Linked DNA regions of Homo sapiens: all the other regions are linked to region 1. The links are chromatin contacts, found by Hi-C or POLR2A ChIA-PET in ENCODE. All regions are on one chromosome and are shown on one strand. Each heading gives the region's core, a stretch centred on a gene start or an enhancer-like site at or near the end of the contact. The rest is flanking DNA. Distances are from core to core; before and after follow the strand shown. Region 1 holds the start of ESYT3 (extended synaptotagmin 3). Region 2 overlaps CEP70 (centrosomal protein 70). Region 3 overlaps ESYT3 (extended synaptotagmin 3).

The links. Hi-C counts contacts between places; a loop is a spot of excess contacts on that map. ChIA-PET counts read pairs that join two places held with the same protein, here RNA polymerase II (POLR2A). Pooled maps may share reads with other maps.
Region 2: a loop to region 1 is called in a pooled map, with 3 times the contacts of the local background. The contact joins the enhancer-like site here to the promoter of ESYT3 in region 1. A Hi-C loop is called at or near these places in 1 of 168 maps with a recorded cell type or tissue (psoas muscle) and 1 of 50 pooled maps. POLR2A ChIA-PET finds 5 or more read pairs at or near these places in 4 of 52 experiments (HCT116, PC-9, RWPE1 and 1 more).
Region 3: a map of sigmoid colon shows a loop between it and region 1 (4-fold over the local background). The contact joins the enhancer-like site here to the promoter of ESYT3 in region 1. A Hi-C loop is called at or near these places in 2 of 168 maps with a recorded cell type or tissue (heart left ventricle and sigmoid colon) and 5 of 50 pooled maps. POLR2A ChIA-PET finds 5 or more read pairs at or near these places in 1 of 52 experiments (RWPE1).

What each region holds. Positions count from the first base shown.
Region 1 is chr3:138,432,331-138,436,693 of GRCh38, reverse strand. ESYT3 (extended synaptotagmin 3) reads right to left here and starts at 2,078. Exons shown (of 23, transcript NM_031913.5): 1 at 1,569-2,078. The coding sequence starts at 1,895.
Region 2 is chr3:138,491,823-138,496,185 of GRCh38, reverse strand. It overlaps CEP70 (centrosomal protein 70), which reads left to right. Exons shown (of 18, transcript NM_024491.4): 18 at 1,110-1,842. The coding sequence ends at 1,171. Among named protein-coding and RNA genes, the nearest start is that of ESYT3, 59 kb to the right of the region's middle. Within about 2 kb of position 1,770, at least 4 of the 41 ENCODE cell types and tissues checked have a DNase peak (open chromatin) inside an H3K27ac peak, as active enhancers do; they include psoas muscle, where a contact is called at or near this core.
Region 3 is chr3:138,467,951-138,472,313 of GRCh38, reverse strand. ESYT3 (extended synaptotagmin 3) reads right to left here. Exons shown (of 23, transcript NM_031913.5): 12 at 4,120-4,209; 13 at 3,597-3,659; 14 at 3,433-3,495; 15 at 2,810-2,878; 16 at 2,168-2,254; 17 at 1,288-1,437. Among named protein-coding and RNA genes, the nearest start is that of ESYT3, 36 kb to the right of the region's middle. Within about 2 kb of position 1,418, at least 6 of the 41 ENCODE cell types and tissues checked have a DNase peak (open chromatin) inside an H3K27ac peak, as active enhancers do.

The DNA of each region.
Region 1 (4,363 bases), core at 829-3,328:
AGAATCACAAGCCCCACAGAACCATCAGGATGACCAAAGTCTGTGGGAGTCAGGCCCCATGCGCTACCCCTATGGCTACTACCGTAGAAAAGTGTGCACCCTTATCAGGAAGAGTCTTTGGCCCCTCATCCCCCAAATATGTAAGCTATTTGCAAAGCTTTACCATCAAATCGTACATTAAATATTAAGTGTTATGAAGTGTATGCCCACTTTGAAGTGCTAATTCTCAGTTCTTCAGAATGTGATTCTATTTGCAGGTAGGGTTTTTAAAGTGGTAATTAAGTTAAAATGAGTTCATTAGGGTGAGCCTTAATCCAATATGACTGATGTCCTTCTAAGAAGAGATTAGGACACAGAAGGAAGACGGTGTGAAGACGGTAGGAAGACAGCCAGCTGCAAGCCAGCAGAGGCCGCAGGAGAAACCAACCCTGCCAACACCTTGATCTTGGACTTCGGGGCTCTAGAAAGGAAAGGAAAAAAGTGTCTGCTGCTTAAGCCACGCAGCCTGTTGTACTCAGTTATGGCTGACTGATACAGTAAGACTTCATTTCTCTTATAAGATAAACTAAATGGGCCTTATATTTTTTTCTCACACCTCACTTTACAGACTACTGTCAGGAGGAACCTATGGCCCTGCTGGACTTTATAGGCCACAGGCTAGAGACAGTGAGGGGTCTGGCGACCTCCCCCGTGGGCCTGAGAGTAACTGGAAGAAATCTGAAAACGAAGAGCCCCAGCACCGGAGAGACAGTAAGGGTTTGCCGCAGACCAACCATTGGACGGAACACCCCTCTTGCCGGTGTTTCCCAAGCTCACCTAATCATAAGAATCACCCAGGATACCTCTGTGCCACCCTGGGAGTTATGCAATGGGGCCCAGAACTTGGGTTTTGTTAGGTAAGCCAGGACCAGAAGCGTTTGAGGAATCGTAGTGCCGCCCATGCCGCCCCAGGAGATGGGTTTGTCGGGGCAGTGTGCGTGTGCCGGCATCCCTATCCGGCGGAGGGAGGGAGGGAAGGAGGCCCGGGGCCCGGCGCCGTCGGTCTCCCAGCCGTACCCGCCACTCCACCTCCAGCCCCGCGGAGCCCTCCCCCTACCGCAGTCCAGGCCTCGGCCGAAAGCAACTGGGCCCGCCGTTTCTGTCACTGCGGTATTTGCCCATCTACGTTTTGCGTCCGGCGTTCGTTCTCTGAATCAACAGGCGGGTGGAAGAAATGCCTTCTGATTCCAACCCGAGTAAGTCTGCGAAGTCCCAGACGCCCTTGTTTTTCTCCCGGGTGTGGTCTGCCCGTGACTCTTCTCTCGAGCTCTGGGGCCTTAAATGAAACCCAAGTTCCCCACTCCCACCGCAGTCGGACCAGAGGTGGACGTGAGGGTGCTGCGCGCCGCGGGAGGGGCGGTCACCGTCCCCAGGGTCTGCGCCCCGGGAGCGGTGGGGAACGGGGTGTGCAGGTCGCCGGGCTCCCGCCCTGCCTCGGGTTTGCGCGCACCAGCTCCCCGCTGACCGCAAGTTCCTCCGAACCTCGAAAGGCATCTCCCCACCTCCCACTCCCACCCGGCTTGGCTCACCCAGGCTGGCAGGTGCTGGCCCCGCAGCTCGCGGCTGATGAACTCGCGTTCATTGTCAAGGAATTCGAAGGCGGCGGCCAGGCGCCCAAGCTTCCCGCGGCGGTTCCTGCGCCACCACATCCACAGCAGGGCGCCGAGCAGCAACCAGGTTATGCTGAGCCCCAGGTAGCCAGCTAGGTAGACAGGCCCCAGGTAGAACAGCACGCGCACCACGAAGGTACAGAGCTCGGGCAGCAGCTGGCTGGACAGGCGCAGCTCGGGGCCCGGCGTGCGCTGGGCTCCCAGGGCGCTGGGGGCCCCGGGGGCGCAGGGCTCCTCTGCTCGCATCTCGTCGCCGCAGTCTTGCCCTTCCCGAGAGCTTCACCCGAGCTTAGGTCCGCATGCCCCCACGCCCATGCGCATCTGTCTCCCAAGCTCGAGGACCAGGACGCCGCGCCCCCTTGCCCTGCTGGGACTCTCGGCGCGCCGAGCTCAGGGTTCTCTGCGACGGAGAGCAGCGCCTGGAAATGCACCGCGCCGCGCCGCGCCGCCCCAGTTCTCGGCTCCAGTGAGTCCGCAGCTCCGGAAGTCTCCGCCCTAGAGGGGCGGGCCGCCCGCCTGGCTCCTGCCCGCTCTAAAGAGCAACCAGCCGGTGAGCTCGGCCTCCGACCCCAGCACGTGGCGCAGGCGTCAGCCGGAGGTGTGCACTCGCCAGTCCGGGTGGACCAAGTGCTGCCCTAGGTGGTTAATGACTCACCAACACCTGTGTACAACTGGCTTATCATGGATAAACATCACCTAAAACCTGTTTCCTACACGCGGTCTATAATACACAGTATAGTCTGGACTCAGCTGGCATTCGAGGCCCTCCCTGGACAGGCTCAGCCAGGCCTCCCCAGCCTCAGGTCCTGCGTCCCGGCCCTCCAACTGGCCCCTAGAGCCTGCAACGCTGCCAGCTCCTCTGGCATCTGTAAAGCTTGGACCTAGCCCCCAGCCTCACCAAGCCGAGCTCAGGGCCCCTCCTGCGCGCCACAAAACCCTCTGCCCCTCTCTCCCCATCCTCTCTTCTAGGTGTCTGTTTGGATCGTCATTCCCTGCATCATCAGACGGGGAACTTCCGGGGACCGGCCCGTCTTGGCCATCTGTGGGGCGCCCAACAAGGGCAAGCGACCGGCGAATAAAAGGAAAGATGAAGAGGAAGCCCCGAGGTGCCTGAGAGTCAATGGTGAAGCCCATGGTTTCTAACCCTTTAATGATCAGAGCAGGTGGAGCTCCGAATCTCTTAAGTTCGGATAGTAAATCGTCTTGCGGATAGCATATATTTCAGACGGCCACATGAAAGGGCTCACATCAATTACTGGAATGTGATTTTGGAGTTGACAAATGTACCAGAGTGATTTGGAATGACTCTACTGTTTCAACAGCTTTATCGAAAGGCTGGAGCCGATGGATAGCAATCAAAATATTCTCTTTCCTTTTCTCTCTCTCCCTCCCTCCCCCCTCCCCACCCCGCCCCGGTCTCCCGTTCTCGTTCTGACTCTTGCTCTGTCACTCTCTTTTTCTCTCTCTGGCTTTATCCTCTCTCTTGGATAAAATTACTTACTGCAATGAGTTTTTTCAACAATACGTGAGTTCCTGGTGGTCAGAATACCTGGACCCTTCTCTATTGTTCTTGGCTTTCCAGGACTCAGCCAAAACAGAGGCTTAAAGTCCCCCAACTTAACATTCTCCCAGTGTAGCCTGGGAAATCAACGGAAGAAATGCTGCTCGCTGGAGTTCCTTCTTGAGAGTTGCATGTACACAGTCCTAGTAAAGGCTCTGAGAAGTCCTTCAGACAAAAAGTTATTAAATTCTATTTAACCCAGTGTTTCCCAGATTATTTGACCACAGAATTCTTTCCTCAAAATATTTCTCTATTGGTTAACCCAGGTCTGCTGAAGCAAAAGAGAGTGTAGGCTAGGGATACTGGGAATTCTCCTGGAAGCTGAGGCAGAATGTGTCTGGCTCTCAGGATGGATGGACCAGGAAACTAACTGCCAGAACTGCGCTCCTCATCCTTGTGGCCCTCCCTGCTGACCTGCCTGTCTGGTTGAAGTGCAGAACACAGCACTTTCCCCCCAACATCCAGAGATGGAGGACACAGGTCTCACCAATCCAGAGAGACTGCCTTGACCCTTATCCTGTCCCAATTCCAAACCCCTTGGAGACAGGATCCTGCTGAATCTGTCATCCCCTTCATCCTTCACACACAGCAAGTCCACACCTCAACCTGGGCTAGTTTGGGAGGGGGTGTGGAAGGTAGTGAGTTTGTGGGGGGATTACTAGAGAAAGGAAGGTTGTTGGTTTGTGAACTGGATGGACACCCACTGAGACAGATGCCCAGCCTGAGACGACCTGTGGGACATTGCCATCCCCAGCTGCATCGCCTTTCTTTCCTTGAACACATCAAGCTCATTTATGCTGCAAGGCTTTTGTACTTGCTGTTCTCTCTACCTGGAATGTTCCTCTTCTAAAACTTCTCCAAAGTACGTTAGGGTGATGGGATTATGATTTCACCCCCCTCCTTTTTAAAGTTATTTTATTTTTTATTTTATTTTATTTATTTTTTGAGATGGAGTCTCACTCTGTTGCCCCATCTGGAGTGCAGTAAGGCAATCTCAGCTCACCGCAACCTCGGCCTCCCAGATTCAAGCGATTCTCCTGCCTTAGCCTCCTGAGTAGCTAGGATTATAGACACTTGCCACCATGTCCAGATAATTTTTGTATTTTTGGTAAAGATGGAGTTTTGCCATGTTGGCCAGGCTGGTCTCGAACCC
Region 2 (4,363 bases), core at 521-3,020, 60 kb before region 1:
GATGGCTTAACAGAATAAGCTAGAAAAAAGTGTGGGTATCTAGAGAACCTGCCATTGTGGCTTACCTTAAGTAGGGCTGGGATCTGGATAATGAGAAAAAGGATTTTGCTCCTTTGGTGGCCAGGAGCTTCAGAGAGTGAATTCTAACTTAGGCTGGTTGGAATAAGATAGTCTTAGGAAGAAAAATCAAATTCAGAAAGAGCCTGTCAAAAAAGAGCCTGGATTGGTTTATCTGGTAAGCTGGACCAGGCTAAGCTCTATAATATATTGTACTTGAGGTTTGTACACTCGATGAGGCTATCTTTTTGATTAGGCAGATAATTGTTTTTTTTGAGACATAGTCTTGCTCTCTGTCACCCAGGCCAGAGTGCAGTGACGCAATCTCAGCTCACTGCAACCTCTGCCTCTGGGGTTCAAGCAATTCTCCTGCCTCAACTTCCCAAGTAGCTGGGATTACAGGTGCCCACTACCACACCCAGCTAATTTTTGTATTTTTAGTAGAGGTGGGTTTTCACCGTGTTGGCCAGGCTGGTCTTAAACTCCTGACCTCAGATGATCTTCCCGTCTCGGCCTCCCAAAGTGCTGGGATTATAGGCATGAGCCACTGCACCCAGCTGGCAGATACCTTTCATCTTAGAGTGATCCACTACTAAGAAATCTTCCCAAGAAAATTAAAGAGGACAAGACTGTTCTATGAGAAGAAATTCCTAAGTCCTCACGTGGAGACCTAGGGAGGAGACGCCTCTACCTGGGATTTCATCATGTAGATGCACCCGTGTAGTGATACAGATCTAATGAGACACTAACATATCACACATGTGGGCAGTTGGATCTGTTAATAAGGACATGCTGCTAATGAAGTTAATACTAGAATCAGAGGGTACTTGTGGGTATGTGGTAACTTATATAAACAGAGCCCCTGTGAAGCATCTGTATCCGAATCAGTGATAATCTATCATCACTATCGGAGAAAAACTTCATGTGCACAAAAGCACCAGTATTATTGCCTTTATGTTTGGGGTTTGCCTTTGCATATAGGTTCTTGTTTCATGTGAGTTTACCACTAGAAAAAGTTACTCTCTTTTATTATTACTGTTTTTGTATTACAGAAATTGATGACTTGGATGCCATTGTACCTGCAGTAAAGAAATTAAAAGTACTTTCATACTGAAAACAAATCAAATCATTTTTACTGTGTAAATTGTATTCTTAACATTTTGTATTTTGTAGGATTGATCTTATTTTGAGACAAGGGTTGTAAAATGTATTTGCTCTCAGAATTCATCCCCTTCTTAGTATTAGGTCATTCTTCATCTGTATAATTTTTATTAACTTTGAGATTCTTATACAGAAAATAGTTGCAAGGGTAAGGTAATTAACTTTAGATCCCTTCATTTCTAAAGCAATTATTGAGTGCTTAAAATTTAAGGTTGTTTTAGAGTGGAGTTTGTGAGTAAAAGAGGAGCCCAGGGAGACAGATTGCAAGTAGTAGGTTGCAATCTTTTAGATTCAGCTTGTAATAATCTTTGAGCCACACCAAAAGGAATGCCAAGGGCTCTCTAAATTTAGCCAGTAGGAAGCTACTGCTCTCCTGGCAAGGATTAATTGGCACATTCTGTTAAGATATCCCTCATGACAGTTGCCCTTTCAAAGCAGGAGGAAGAAAAGGAAGAAAGAAAAACTGTTTCATCATTTCTGTTAGGGTAGGAAATGAATCATAGGGTAAAATGGATGAGTAGATAGAAGTCTCTCATTTAAAAAGTGTCTTTTGCAATCTTGATGTAATGCACTTTTTATAAGGACTTGAGATCTCAAATAAAATTTCTGTAAAGAATTTCCAAACATAAGTGTCCTCAGTGATGCTTGTATATTACTGACAAATAATGAGTCATATTCTCTTCCTAGGCTGAACCTTCCTTGGGCAACTTGTACATCCTTGCTGCATTTTATGTAAGAGTACTTTACTTGCTGCCTTCTGTTTATTCTGTATTCTCAATATGCAGTCACGTTTTCTTAAGGGTCAGCGTTCTGCCTCATACCCATAAGTACAAGTCACTTTGGACTATTCTTCCCCACTTTTATAAGCAGCAGGTCTAGGAAGATTTCTCTGTCATTCTTGTTGGTGGGCATATAGAATATTATAACACATTTCCAGGAAGCAGCATGGTGGAATGGTGAGTAAATGTCAGCAAACAAGCATCCACATCCTTGGTGTTATGACCTTAGGGATCAGACGTAAGATAATAGGCTCCTTCTAGATTTAAAATTCTTTGTCATGATAGCCTGCAGTTACATTTCTAAACACTAACTTACAATTTGTGGAAGACCTTGTGTCTTGAGGGTTGGGTACAAAAAGCATTTGGATATTCAATAATGTAAATACTATGAATTGATTAAATTATTCCAAGAAATTGATGGCAGGGCAAGATGGCAGAATAGAAGCCTACACTATTGATTCCCACTGCAGGAACACCAACTTTTAACAACTATCTACACACAGAAAAGCACCATCACAAGAACCAAAAATCAGGTGAGCAATCACAGTATTGGTTTTAACTTCATATTGCTGAAAGAGGCATTGAAGAGGGTTAGAGAGATAGCTTTGAATCACTGATGCCACCCCTCCCTGACCCCCTGGCAGTGGCTGCACTGTGGGGTCTGAGTCTGTGTGCTTGGGGGAGGGAGAGCACAGCAACTGGGGCACTTCACATTGAACTCAGTGCTGCCTTGTCATAGTGGAGAGTAAAGCCATGCTGGGCTAAGCCAGCGCAAATGCATGGAGGGAGCATTTGGACCAGACCTAGCCAGAGTGGAATTGTCCATTCCAGCTATCAGAACTTGAGTTTCTTGGCAAGCCTTGCCACCGTGGGCCAAAGTGCTCTGGGGTCCTAGGTAAACTTGAAAGGCAGTCTAGGACACAAAGATTACAGTTAATTCCTAGGCATCTCCTAGTGCTGGATGGGCTCAGAGCCGGAGGACTAGGGTGACACATGACTTAGGGAGACACCAGCCAGTGCAGCTAAGGGAGTTCTTGCACCACTCCTCCCCCAACCCCAGGCAGGCAGCAATGAAAGTGACTCCTTGCTTCTGCTTAAGGAAAGGAAAGCAAAGAGTAAAGAGGACTTTGCCTTGCATCTTGGATACCAGCTTAGCCACAGTAGGTTAGGGCACTGGGTAGAGTCGCAAGGCCCCCATTCCAGCCCCTAGCTCATGAACACTTCTAGGCACACCTTGGGTCAATAGGGAAGCCACTGCCTTGAAGGGCAGGACCTTGTTCTGGCAGGATTCATCACCTACTGACTAAAGAGTCCTTGGGCTGTGAATTACTAGCAGCAATACCCAGATAGTATGCTGTGGGCCTTGGGCTCTGAGACATGCTGACTTCAGGTGTGACCTAGCACATTCCCAACTGTGGTGGCTATGATGAAAAACTCCTCTTGTTTGAGAAAAGCAGAGGGAAAAGTAAAGGGGACTTTGTCTTTTCATCTTAGGTACCAGCTCAGCCACAATAGAGCTTTTGGGGTCCCTGAGGCTTTTGGGGTCCCTGAATCCAAGCCTAGTCTCTTGGACAGCATTTCTGGACCCTGCCCTGGGTGCCCACTGCCCTTCAGGGTGAGTCCCAGGCCTGGCAGCATTCACCACAAGCTGGCTGAGGAGCCTTTGGGCTTTAAGTGAACATCGGTGGTGGCCTAGCAGAACCTCCTGTGTGCCAGTGGTAGTGGTGGCCACAGAGAGAAGCCCCTCTGCCAGAGGAAAGGGGAAGGAAGAGCAGGAAGGACTTCATATTGTGATTTGAGTGCCAATTTGGCCACAGTAGAATAGAACATCAGGCAAAATTGTATGGTTTTTGACTCTAATCCCTGGCTCCCAGACAGCATCTCTGTACTTGCCCAGGGCCTGGGGAAACCTGACACCCTGAAGGGAAAGACACAAACTTAGTTGGCTTTGCCACCTGCTGATTGTAGAACTCTAGGGCCTTGAGTGAATGTAGGTGGTGGTCAAGTAGTGGTTATGGTGGGCCGTGGGCAAGACCAAGTGCTATGCTGGCTTCAGGTCTGATCCAATGCAGTCCCAGTGGTGGTGGCCATAGTGGGAGAGAGAGAGAGGTAGGTGGTGGTCAAGTAGTGGTTACAGCAGGCCTTGGGCAAGACCCAGTGCTGTGCTGGCTTCAGGTCTAATCCAATGCAGTCCCATTGGTGGTGGCCATGGTGGGGCAGGGTGGCGGTGGGGGGTGGCTGGGAGAGATCAACAGTAGAGTTTTTATTTTATTTTTGCTTGTTTATGCAATCAGTGTTGTCATCAGTTTAAAATAATGAATTATAACTTGCAGTAAGCCTTTCAGTAACCTCAAATCTAAAAATAT
Region 3 (4,363 bases), core at 169-2,668, 36 kb before region 1:
ACCTCAGCCATTGTTTCCCGTTCCCCCTTTCCCCTCAGTTGTGAATTATAAAGACCCTTCCTAGGGAACTTCCATTTCCAGTAATACATATGGTGTTCCAAATATTCTGAAAAACTTGTTAGAAATGCCAAATAAAATGAAGCAAACATCCTTTGAAATGCATAGCCAAATTCACAAGAAAATAAGGATAATTCTGTTAAAAAAAGAAAAAATCTGAAAAATAAGTTAAGCTTTCCTAGGGTTGTATATCAACCTTGGAATTCAGGGAGTTAGAAGAGGCTGTGAGGCTAGGAGCTGAAGGGAAGACCCATGAAGGTGGGATCTCTTTAGTTAAAAAAGTAGTTTAGGATAAAAATTATTCGGCCTACCAGCAAAGACTGATGACAAGAACATGTGTTTGCCACAGCCTGTACTCTGGTTGAGGGGATAAAGTCTTTCCTAATAACATGGCACCTCATAGGCCTGTCCTCATATGAATTTTGAGTATAAATATGAGCTACCTATGGGATCTTGAAACCCAAAGTTAAGAAATATACACAAAAATGGACTCAAGTTTGTAATGCACCTGAGGTACTGAGCTGCAGCAAAAGCAGAAGCTCCTTGGAAGAGAACAACCTCGATCCAGGTCATAAAGGAACACTGAACATATGTTTGCAATCCAAGTTATAAAACAGAAATGAGTCACCATCAAAAAGCATCAACAGACAAAACAAACATCAAAATTTAACTCCCAAGATCTTCAAATAATAGAACATACATATTAATACATTGTAACATATTTTCAAATGACCAAAGATGGAATATAAACATGAGAAGATAATAAAATTCTATGAGAAAATACCAAATAGATTTGGAAAAGATAAAAATAGAAATGAAAAACCACCATTGAAAAAACTATGAACAGGTTAAACAGCAAACTAGGCATAGCCAAAGAATTAGTGGCCTGGAAGATAGCTCTTGAGAGAATTAGAATGTACCACCATGAATACAGAGAAGGGAAATATTTAGTTGAGGTCAAGAGACATGGAGGATAGATGAGAAGGTACATTATAGAAAATTCTAGAGAGAGGAATTTAAGAAGAATGGAGGAGAGGCAATATTTGAAGAGCCTGTATCTCTTTGAATATTGACTTGCTCCCATTCAGTATTTCAAAATTGATGAAAAACATGAATCCATCTCCTGGCTTCTTCCAGGCACACAGCAGGTGCTTAGTGCTGGGGCAGTACACCTTGCTCCATTGCCAGAGCTCTATTCCTCCCCTCCCCCAGGGGACCGGAGAGATTTACCCGAAGCACCAGCCTCATGGAGATGAGGCTGTCCAGGCCTGAGTGGTCCAGCTGAAAGCGCTGCTCAAGAGTGAGGTCAGCATAGGGGAGGATCTGGCACAGGGGGACCTCCAGCATTCCCAGAGCACACTCCTGGTCATCATCAAGCACCTGGGCAGTGGTCCAGTCACAAAACAAGAGGATAACCAAGCCCCACCACTCCACTACTAGTATCTGAGCCCCAGCCAAGTTTGGGTTTACTTCAGTCTGTACTGTGCTTCTATGGGCATCTGGTCCTATTCTGAAAACTAGAATGGGATCAGGCCAGACCTGGTCCTTGTCTTCTGTCAGGGAAGATAGTGACTCAGAGTAGAGGCAATTATGATCTGTATGAGCTAGTCTGTCAAATGCCCAGAGCCAGGGGGCTTTGGGGACTGATGAGCTGTGCTGCTCTCCAGGCAGGGCTCAGGGCCCTAAAAGATCCCAGCTCCACCACTTGTTGGTCATGAGATCTTGGACAAGACATTGTTTTTGCCTCTCTTTGCTTACTCTACAGATCTTTTGTGAAGATTAAATGAAACATATATTTTTTAAAGTACACCATTATTAATGTCCTGTGTAGATAGGCTGCTCTGGGTACTGTGTAGCAAATATAAAGACCCTTTTGCAGGGAAAGTCAAGGGACTTGAGGATTTATCCTCCCACATCCCCCTATACAGTGACCTCAGGCACTAGCCTTAAGGAGATGAGGCCTTGTGGGGCCTCAGTGTCCTCTCTTACATACAAGGGGCTGACTTTAAACGCTGCCAGGAGAACCTGCTCAAGGTGCACTTCAAGCTTCCCAGCCCGCCTGGCTTAAAAACCTCTTAACTCTGTTTCAAGAGCCCTTCTTCCATCAAACCTTCAGATGGAGCCGCTCAGTGGCCACATTGTGCACAAAGAAGGAGAACACCTGGCTCCACACAGGGTCCTTGTTGTGGGGACAGGTCTGGGAACAGAAGAGGGAGAGATCATTGAAGGGTTAGGTTGGGCAGAGCTGGATACCGGCACCCTCTGCTATCACTCTGGCCACCAGGTACCATTGGGAACCTTACCTATATGCCCTGGGATCAGACCCAAACACGCTACAGCTAGTGGGAGGCACTAGGACGGGACAACACTCAAAGGCAGGGAGTGGTTTGCCAGGAATTTTTACGGGGGAGCTGAAAATCATATTGGCCTTAGAGCTCACTTCAGGAGAGGAGAGGCCAACAGGATTTCTGCTGCTGGACTGAGAAAATTCATGATTGGTGGAAAGGACATGGGCTTCAGAACCATGCCCAAGCTTGAACCCTAGTTCTGTGTCCTTGGTCAAGTCATTTATCTCTGATCCTCAGATTCTTGAATTATAAAACTATTTTGTGAGGTTATTCTGAAGACTAAATAACATCAAGTGCCTACTAGGCATTCACCATAAGTTAATTCCCCTCCCTTTTGCCTCTCTCCCTGAGAAGGGCTGGGTCCTTGTTTCCTTACCCCAGGGCTACACACCAAGCTGTCTTACCTTACTTGTATGTGTCTTCTTGCCTACAGATAGTTTGACATAGGAAGAAGGGTCTTTGCTGACCTTGTTCTGTGAGGAATCAAATCCATAACAGTGAAGGTGGCATAGTCAATATCAGCTTGAGACAGTCCTACCCCCAACCCCCAGGAGCATCTGGGGGAACTGGGGCCACCCAGTTACTTCTCTTTGAGAGAAAGCTACTCTAATGCCCCAGTCCCCCTGGGCTGTCATTACTGTGCGAGCCCCAGGACAGGACCAACCCCAGAAAGCAGTTCCAAGTTAAAAGACCAGAAGCCAGAGCTGGGCCTGGCCAGGCACAGGCTCTCGTTCCCTGGGGCTATGAAAACAGTGTGGAATCTGGCTCCTCCTCTTAGCTGTGTGACCCAGAAAATGGTAATAAAAATGAATGACACAGTCATCATGAGACTCAGGGATAACAAATGTGGGGGATGAGTTGCCAAGCCTAGTGCCTGGCACACAGTAGACTCCACAATCAGCACCTCTTGTTATCCCCAGGCTGTGTGTGCACAGACTGTGGCCCAGAAGACATGGGGTTGTGGTTACTCTGGGGAGAGAAGCTGTGATTTGCCCTCCCTGGAGTTTTTAGCCACATACTCACTCACTCTGGCAAACCTGGAGAGTTTTTTGGCTCGATATTCACCATTCAGGTAGTCAAAAGGGTTTCTCTGCAGCACAGGAATAACGGGGTTAAAGCAACACAGGACAATTTGAAAGTGATGGGCACTTTGTTGCGTTTGTGTGACACTCTGGACATGTCGCCACTCACCGGCAAGTTGCAGGCACTCTCCAAGAAGACCACGAGAATGGCAGTGGAAAGGCCACCATGGTCCTGCAAACAGACACAGACCCTCACTGGGTACTCCCAGCAGCAGGACACAAAGACTGATTTTGGAGAAGCCTACTCATGGCAGAAGAAAGCCAGCTAGCCTTCACACTCCAGACTAGCTGCCGGAGGACCTCTCACAACCTAGCATTTTGTTGAGGTTAAGACTATAACTGGTGCATGACAGATTCAAGTTAGACACTGAGTGGATTTCCCTATGAACTGGGAGGACAGGCATTGACACAGAGTTCTAAGGACCCCATCATCTAAAGATGATGGAGATGCTCAGAGGACATTTGCTGAGAGCTATCAGGAGCTGCCCTGTGTGGAGACGGGCTGAGTGACATGTTCTTCAGGAGGTGAGCAAGAAGGGGGCATCATCTCCCACCCTTCCTCCACCTGCACACACCTGGCACGTGTGCTCCTCCACCTTTCTGCAAGGGAGCCCTTGACACCCCACACTCACCTCAGTCAGAACTTCTTGGTCAGTAAGCAATGAAAGCCACTCCAGCCGCAGGTGCAGCCGCCCGCTGGTTGTGTCATTCAGGACAAACCACTGTGGGGTAGGGGCAGAAAGCTCAGGGAAAAGGGCCAGGGAGATGCTACTGATGCTCTCTGGGCAGCCCAGTCCTGAGACCTGGCATCCTAGTAGGGACAGGGAAACCTGTCCTAGTATGGGAAAAGGTGGACCAGCCCAGACAGGGTATGCT